Linked DNA regions of Mus musculus: region 1 is linked to region 2. Evidence: chromatin contacts called from ENCODE Hi-C or POLR2A ChIA-PET data. All regions are on one chromosome and are shown on one strand. Each heading gives the region's core, a stretch centred on a gene start or an enhancer-like site at or near the end of the contact. The rest is flanking DNA. Distances are from core to core; before and after follow the strand shown.

What was found. Hi-C counts contacts between places; a loop is a spot of excess contacts on that map. ChIA-PET counts read pairs that join two places held with the same protein, here RNA polymerase II (POLR2A).
Region 1: a map of regulatory T cell shows a loop between it and region 2 (2.1-fold over the local background). The contact joins the enhancer-like site here to the promoter of Hoxb4 in region 2. A Hi-C loop is called at or near these places in 1 of 37 maps with a recorded cell type or tissue (regulatory T cell). POLR2A ChIA-PET finds 5 or more read pairs at or near these places in 1 of 5 experiments (Patski).

What each region holds. Positions count from the first base shown.
Region 1 is chr11:96,764,771-96,768,925 of GRCm38, forward strand. Snx11 (sorting nexin 11) reads right to left here. Exons shown (of 8, transcript NM_001163389.1): 8 at 2,779-4,155. Among named protein-coding and RNA genes, the nearest start is that of Snx11, 11 kb to the right of the region's middle. Within about 2 kb of position 2,460, at least 2 of the 3 ENCODE cell types and tissues checked have a DNase peak (open chromatin) inside an H3K27ac peak, as active enhancers do.
Region 2 is chr11:96,316,532-96,320,948 of GRCm38, forward strand. Hoxb4 (homeobox B4) reads left to right here and starts at 1,736. Exons shown (of 2, transcript NM_010459.7): 1 at 1,736-2,692; 2 at 3,499-4,417. The coding sequence starts at 2,239. The coding sequence ends at 3,797. Mir10a (microRNA 10a) reads left to right here and starts at 634; the gene lies at 634-743. It also overlaps a transcript of Hoxb3 not described here.

The sequences.
Region 1 (4,155 bases), core at 1,210-3,709, 450 kb after region 2:
TAATTTTCTAACAGAGCTCGGCAGTAGGACTGTTTAATCAGCATCGACTCCCCGGTGCTCTCAGCCCTCATCGCTCAAGGAGAGGAGTGGGATGGCTCTTAAAGAGACAGTGCCCGCCTTTCAGCATTCTGAACAGATGTGCCCTAATTGGTAGAATATATCTAAGTCTTGTAGCTTACAGCGGGCAGGTTGCACTTGCCTCCAACAGACTGCCTGGGGCTCTCCCTATTCTAGGCCTTCTGCCTGAGGGCCTCAGGTCAGGCTGGCTGGTGGGCCAGGATTCTCTTACTAACATAGCCTCTAAGGGAAGAAACTCAAGCTTATTGTATTTAATGAGAGGAACCGATGTGCTGGCCCCTTTGGATTGACAGAATGAGAGAAAAGGGGGTTAAGTTAGCTAAAGGGCAGAAATGACTTGAACTTCTAGTTGGTGGTTTCCCATAATCCGAAGATCATGGAAGCTCTCTGGAGGAAAACCCCTTACCAACTTTCCAGTCACTTACCACCATGCAGTCCACCCCTGAATGCTCACTCCCTACTGTGAAGTGCTGGCATCCTAGTACCACTCACTAGACTAGGGTTTCTCTCCTTTGCTTAGGGAAGTAGAACCATCTGCCCTGAATCGGAAGGAAGCAACCTTAGTTCTCGGACTCTTGCTGGCCTTTCAAGTGGAGGCTACCTGTGGATGGAGGAACAATTGGTGGTCTGGAGAGATTTGAGGTCGCCAGCTTCCCCCTCAACATCTAGTTACAGGCTGGGCTGTCCCTCTCTCCAGACATGGATCTCTCCCATGTCAGGACTGCAGGATGGGCCAAGGCACACTTGGTCTGTGCAGCCGTTTCCAAAACATTTCCTTTAGAGAAGAGCTTGCTGGGGGGGTGGGGGTGGGGGTGGGGTGCTTTCAAACCTTTCAGGAAGTATGGTGGTAAAGCAACTAGGAAGCAGGGTATTTATCTACAGTCCAAAGATTTCTGTGAGCCAGGCTCTACAGAAATGACTTCCTTCTGGCAGAGGCTGCCTGCCCTCTGCCCACACTGGAAGAAGGAAGTGGCTCTGACTTCCCGCAGACTGTTCCTCTTGCGTCCACAAAGATCAGGTGCTCCAATTCCCTCGGTGCTGCTGAGTCAGGCCAGGGGTTCCTCGGATCCCGTTTCTGTATTTGACACACCCTTGCATTTCGTGACCTGTTTGGAGTCCCCCTAAGTCGTTAAGAATTCTAAGCAAGAGTTGTGGTATACAAACAAACTCACAAACACTGAGCTAATTTAATCTCCTCCGGTAGGAGATGGAGCCTCTGAGCAAAGCTACCGGAGTCACCTAGGACTCAGTAGTAGGGACCTAAGGCCTTAGCAGCCAGCAAACCAGGGACGGTGCGAGGTTGGTTTACTGCTGTTCACTTTCTTACTATATAGCCCAGGATGTCCTGGAAGACCCTCTGTAGCCCAGGCTAGCCTGAAACACCCTCTGTAGCCCAGGCTAGCTTTAAACTCACAACAATCCTCTTGCCTCAACCGCTCCAGTGCTGGAATTATAGGTGTGTACCACCACACCTTAGTACTACAGACCTCAGAAAGTACCTCCTACAAAGATCAGACATACTGGGTATAGGAATGACACAGACACCCTCCAGGTCCTGGTCAAGCCATTTGAAAACTGCCTTTTACAAGCCTTACTCAAGCCAGCTTCCTCAGGGAGAAATGGAGTATGACGCTCGCCTACCCTGCTGACTCTTATCAAATCAAACAACTTCTATCAAACTATTCTGACACCAGAACTTTCCTTCCTTCATCCCCCCCACCCCCCGCCCGCCATCTGAAATAATGTTCCTCTCAGTCCTCACCAGTCCACTACTGACCACAGTGCAGACGAGGGAGCTGAGTAGGTTTGGGTCGCAGACGTAGCTGTGACTAAAGCAGGCCCCAAACTTGCCTCAGAGCTCAGATCAAAATAAAGAATACTTTGATTCCTCCACACAACTCAGTGGGCCGCTCCCCACGGCTAGTGACTCATCTCTCACACAGAAGCTATCCAGCTGGAGTGGCTGGACTTGGGCACACACTGGGCAGAGAAAAATACGAAAGGACTCCAGCACTGCCTGGATGAAAAGGAATTTTCAACGATGCTTGCTGTTTTTCTGGTACGTGGGCCCATGCTATTAGGAACGCTCTCTCCCTCGGACATCTTCTGCAGCCAACACCTAACTCAGCACAAGACTGAGATGAGAAGGCGCCTGGCCTCACATTAACTGAGGTGCTCTTGTGTGCACTGCTGCTAATGGATCATTAAAAAAGCTGGGAGTCTGAGAAAGCACAGCCATGTCTGAAGAGTGCCTGCTGTCCCAGCAGCCCAGCAGAGCTGGCTGCCGAGCGAGCACCAACTCCAGCAAGAGGGGAGAACAGAAGAAGGCCAACCCAGCTTGCTGGTTTTTGGCTGAGTAGGGAATTGACACAGACCACCTCCGGCTCCTGTCTGGAAGTTTTGAGATCAGAGAGCTTCAGGCACAGCTGGGTTCACAGCTGCACCATTTGGAGCATTGGACTCATTAATATTCATGAGCCATCCCCACCAATCGGCAGAGTGGATGCCATTAGCCTAGCATCTGTCGGGTTTTGTGAGGGTTGTGTATGGAGGTTTTTCCCCCCTTTTAAATGAACTTCTTCTGACATTTTGGATTTGCCTCTGTAGGTTTTCTCTCCTCGCTTCGCTCTGATGCATCATATAAAGGAAAGACCCAGGGGAGGCGGGCAGGAAGGAGGGATGAACAGCAGCCAGGGCTTTGCATCTGCCTGTTAACAAACTTTATTTCTCTTTTAGCACCTGGCACCTCAGACAGGCTTCGAAGACGGAAGCAGCATCAGGTAAATTATACCTAACAAGGTTCATGCCCAGCTCTGTGAGAAGAGCCACATCCTAGCTCTCTGGAAAACCGTCCCTCCTGCGGTGGTGAACTTGAGTCTCACACACAATGCAAGAGAGCTCCAGCGCACAGTTCTATGGCGTTATTTCCACGCTGATAAATTCATGATTTATGAAAGTAACTCCTGCCAGCTCTCACTCCCTCCTACCCTGCTACAGCTTGTTAGACACAAATTGCAACAACAGTCTTAAATACTTGCAGTTTATTTCAGGCCAAAGCCCCTCAACTCTCAACTAAATGCCACTGACAATCCCGCAATGCAGGCCAGGAGTCCCTCGGCTGGGGTGGACCCACAGCCGGGGTGGATGGCCAGGAGAGAAACACACACAAACCTAAGAGCAGCGCGGCAGCACCAAGGTGGGCCCGGCACCCAGCCTGCCCAGCCCCCCAGGCAGCCGCCCCTGCTGTCTGCAGATTTCAGTAGCAGGAGGCAGGAGCCGCCTCACCGTCTGAAGGAGAGCTTATGGCTCCTATCTCCATCTCCAGAGCCCTCACTTCCAGGCTGAAACAAAGCCTGTGTGCCCCACTGACTGAACTTGCGGCTTCCCAGGAAAGCAGCAGTAGGCCCTGGCAGCCAGAGCCCTGGGGGCAAGGAGTTGTTATTACGAGAGGAAAGGCATCTACAAAGAAGGGAGCCCACCTCAACCCCGCAGAAACACGATGGGCAGCCCGAGCCGCCTCTGCCAGAGCAACGCCTCTGACCTGTTCCTTTCCCTCTGCCTGTGGCCGGCCCCTTTGCCAGGAAGCTTTAAGTGCCTGCAAGCTCTCAGGCCCCACTCAGCCTGGCAAGGTCTTGGAAGAGGCTGGAAACCTCAACAAATAGTCACATCGTGGCCATTTACTGAAAGGCAAGGAGGTGAGGAATACGTCTTCACCACTCTGTCCACACAAGGAGGCAGGCAAGAGGTCAGCCTCCCACAACCAAAATGTTGGCTCCAGGGGCTGCAGCAAAACCTGAAGCCTGCCAAGAAGGAAGGAGAACGATAGGAACTTTCTGTTGGGACAATGTTCAGTAAGGCAGCTAAAACTCTGCCAAGAAGGGTTCCCCAAACCATTCACCTGTGACAGCCCTCTTTAAACAAACACCTGAAGAAACCCACCTCCTGGGAAAGTAAATATTTAAAACCAGCAGCTTCTGGGCCCTGTGCTGAACTCACAAACACAGTGTGGCGTTTACTCCCACAGAGGAGATACAGCGGACAGCCACAATCGCTGCATAACAAACCTGAGCAGATTTG
Region 2 (4,417 bases), core at 486-2,985:
TTGCCCGTCATTAAATATGGGGGGGGGGGCCATCTGTTTGGTCTCCCAGCATTTTTCCTCACAGCTGTTTTTCTCTCTCTTTTTAGCATTCACTTTTTCCAAAAGGACTTTTATTACACCCCCTTCACACCCAGACACCTCTCCCTCCTCCCTTTGCTTTGGAAAATATCTATATATGTGTTTGATCACAAACTAAAGGCTGTGGGGGCAAGGGAGGAACCTATTTGGGGTTTTGTATTTTTTCTTAAAAAAAAAAAAGTCATGGGGGGAGGGGAGGGGCCGAGGGCACCCAGAAAGGCCTGATTCTGACTTCGAGGCAGCCTCGGGATGACCCTTCCTTCTTTTGTGCTTAGCTAATGTTTACATCTAATAATTCATGCGCCACCGAAAGTCGCGCGGCAGCCACGAGGTTCGAGTCCCTTTGCACAACAGCTGCCTTTTTAAAAAATCTTATTTTATTTTTTGAATAGAAAGTTGAAACCCCTTGTAATCCCAAGAACGGACCCACAGTGACTTTTCTGCTCCCAGATCTCAAAATTAAAACAAAACGAAATAAAAATGAAAACATTCAGATCACACCCAAAAGAAGAACGCACGGAAAGTAAGAGAACTGGAAATTTCCTGGGCCAAGAAGACCTGTCTGTCTTCTGTATATACCCTGTAGATCCGAATTTGTGTAAGGAATTTTGTGGTCACAAATTCGTATCTAGGGGAATATGTAGTTGACATAAACACTCCGCTCATATTCTTTCCCAGAAGAAAAATAGATTATTTTCTAAATGAGGACAATCCAGTGACTGCCTTCAAGAAGACTCCTTTTCTTTTCCTCCCTCAACCAATGAGGGAGAAATCTCATCTACCTGAGGTGTCCCCATGCACACCCCTGGAAGCTTGGGTCCTTGTTCACTCAAGAGATTAATGTTACTGGTGTTTTAAAATTTATCTTTAAGCCCCAACCTACCTATTCTTATTCTGGGTCCAGGGGGCTTTATTGGAAATCATGAGGAGGAAAAAAAGATTGCTGAAGGCTGCAGTGTGCAAAGGCAAAGGAAATTTGCTTTTTAAAAGGATGCGAAGATTGCTGTTTCGTTGAATTCAAGACAAGATGCCCTGAAAACATAAGGTTGCCATGGGTGTTCTTGTGCGTGTGATGTTGGTGGGGGCGTCACAGCTAGGGCTCCTTTACTTAGTATTCAAGGTTGTGAAATTTCTTTCTGCCACACTGACAGAGGCGGCGGCTTTAGCGGCAATTAGAACTCTTGGTTAGCATTGCTTCGACGAATCTGGAATTAGCAAATTACTATTCAATTGGTTTTAGGAACTTGCGGGTTTGGTTTGGTTTCATTGTATCTTCTGTCTTTAGTGGAGGGAGTCCAGCCGTTCCTCTGACCTTGGGCCTTGTGGGTTAAAGGGAGGGAGTGTTGAGGAGGACAGACTGACGGACACAGCCGATGCTCATAGTGCAGCTAAATGCGATTTGGAAGGCGAAGTCTCCCCGAATTAGTGCGTGAATTTCCTATCGATCTGCTCGCGGTTCCATTCATCTCTGACAAGTCCCTCTGCGCACCCGCCTTCTAGCTCCCGACGCCTCCTCACTCACCTCCTACCCCTCCCCATCTGGCTGCACTGAGAAGCCCCAAGCTCAGCGCCCCTATGACCTAGTGGGTACCCATTTCAAGAAGGCGCTCCCTGGTCGGCCAACCACTTAAAACCCCACACAGACACCTAGTGCGTGAGCTCCCTCTTATCCTGGGGAGGAGATGGGGCCCTATGGGAGTCAGAGAAAGGTTGGTGGAGATTAGGTAGGGCAGGGGTGGGGGCTACACCCGCAGCCCCAACTTCTGAGGGATGCAGGGTTTGTGCTCTGCCCAGCCCCCTCACCCCCAAACAGGCCCTCCAATTAACCTGCTCACTCTTTCTTAGTTCATCACCCCTCTCTGTTGTGGAGAAAGCCAGGCGAGGAGGGGGTCTCCCCGCGGGAGCCCTATGTAAATCCTGGTGTTGGGTGGGTGGGGAGGGGTAGAGAAGGGGAAATAAACCTCTTTGGCTGGAGTAGGGTCCGGGTGAGCAGATTTCCTTATCCGGGAATCGCAGGCCGGGTGGCCATTGGCTCGGAGGATCACGTGGGCCTCTAACTTTGTTCACTTGACAGTAAGTAGGAGGGCTTTCGGAAACAGGAAAACGAGTCAGGGGTCGGAATAAATTTTAGTATATTTTGTGGGCAATTCCCAGAAATTAATGGCTATGAGTTCCTTTTTGATCAACTCAAACTATGTCGACCCCAAGTTCCCTCCGTGCGAGGAGTATTCACAGAGCGATTACCTACCCAGCGACCACTCGCCCGGGTACTACGCCGGCGGCCAGAGGCGAGAGAGCGGCTTCCAGCCGGAGGCGGCCTTTGGGCGCCGGGCGCCGTGCACTGTGCAGCGCTACGCGGCCTGCCGAGACCCCGGGCCCCCGCCACCTCCGCCGCCCCCGCCGCCCCCGCCACCGCCCGGGCTGTCCCCTCGGGCTCCAGTGCAGCCAACAGCCGGGGCCCTCCTCCCGGAGCCCGGGCAGCGCAGCGAGGCGGTCAGCAGCAGCCCCCCGCCGCCTCCCTGCGCCCAGAACCCCCTGCATCCCAGCCCGTCCCACTCCGCGTGCAAAGAGCCCGTCGTCTACCCCTGGATGCGCAAAGTTCACGTGAGCACGGGTGAGTGCGTGGGCACCCCTTCCCCTCCCACCCCCGGCGCTTTACAGTGAAGGGACCTCCGAGGCATGTGGGGGAGGGAGCGAGGGGAAGCCAATTGTCCCCGCTATAAACTCGCCATTGCCAGAGATTTACGGTCTCCTGTTTTCAGAGCCACATAATTACATCGCCCATAAATTTTTATGGCCTAGTGGGCCCTGCGCCTTTGAAGTCATCCTCTTCTTCATTCTCCCAGCGACTTTTTCGCCAGGGATTCGCAGTCCCAGTAAAGTTGGAAGTTGGGGAGGGGTGTGGGAGGAGGGGAGGAGAAGGAAGAGGAGGAGGTAATCCCTATTTAAGCACAGAGTTGAATCAACTTCCTGGATTTCTTTTTTTTTTTTTTTTCCCCTTTCTTCCAATCTGGTACCTTGGCTGGAGAAGTAGGCAAAAGTTTTTACTAAGGGGAAGGCGCTGCTTGGAATCTGAGCAGTGAGGGTGGGAACTAAGCCGGGGAAAGGTCTAGGGCAACACCCCCTCCCACTACCCCACGCCATTGGGGTCCTCAAGCCAAAGAGTGAGATGAAAATCTTTCCAAGATTCCTCACAGTGCCCCTCCCCCAGGCAACAAGGACAACAGTACAGCCCTCCAAAAGTTTGAGTTTTTTTTTTTTTTTTCTTTCACGGGTCTTCCTTTTTCGACCCCCTCCCTCCAAGATGAGGTAGTGGGAGCAGGAGGCTCGGTGTTAGCTGGAAGGAAGAAAGGGTTTCCCTCCTCCCTTTCGGGGGCAATAAAACTTTCTCTTTCTCCCTCTCTCTCTGTGTGTGTCCAGTAAACCCCAATTACGCCGGCGGGGAGCCCAAGCGCTCTCGGACCGCCTACACTCGCCAGCAGGTCCTGGAGTTGGAGAAGGAGTTTCACTACAATCGCTACCTGACGCGCCGCCGGAGGGTGGAGATCGCCCACGCGCTCTGCCTGTCCGAGCGCCAGATCAAGATCTGGTTCCAGAATCGGCGCATGAAGTGGAAAAAAGACCACAAGTTGCCCAACACCAAGATCCGCTCGGGTGGCACCGCGGGCGCAGCCGGAGGCCCCCCTGGCCGGCCCAACGGAGGCCCCCCTGCGCTCTAGTGCCCCCCAAGCAGGAGTTCGAACATGGGGGGGTGGGGGGAACAGCGAGCACCGAAGGGGGTGCGGGGTATGGGAGGGTCCCCGGGCTTGAGCCCAGAAAAAATCTATCTACCCTACCCTCACTTTATCTATAAGGAATAAACACAGAGAAGGGGGGTAGGGAAGCCTTATTTATAGAAAGGACAATAAGGGAGCCGGGTAAAGTCCTTCGGAGACAAGATTCGAGTCTCTTGCTTTCTTCCTTTAAAAAAAAAAAAGAAAGAAAGAAAGAAGGAAAGAAAGAGAGAGAGAGAAAAGAAAAAGAAGAAAGGAAGGAAGCAAGAAAAGGAGGAAGAAAGGAAAAGACAGAAGAGAAATGGAGGAGTCTGCTGCGCCTGGTTTTCAGCTTTGGTGAAGATGGATCCAGGCTTCATCTTTAATCACGCCAGGCCCGGGCCCATCTGTCTTGTTTACTCTGCCGAGGAGAAGACGGGCGAGCGAGCTTCGGTGGCGACCATTACCTCGACACTTGGCTAACAAATGAGGCCAGGCTCGGCCGCTGCCGCCGCCTCTGCTGCTGTCGCTGCTGGATCACAGCCTGGATTTTTCTTTCTTTGTCCCCTACTCCTGACACCCAGCGA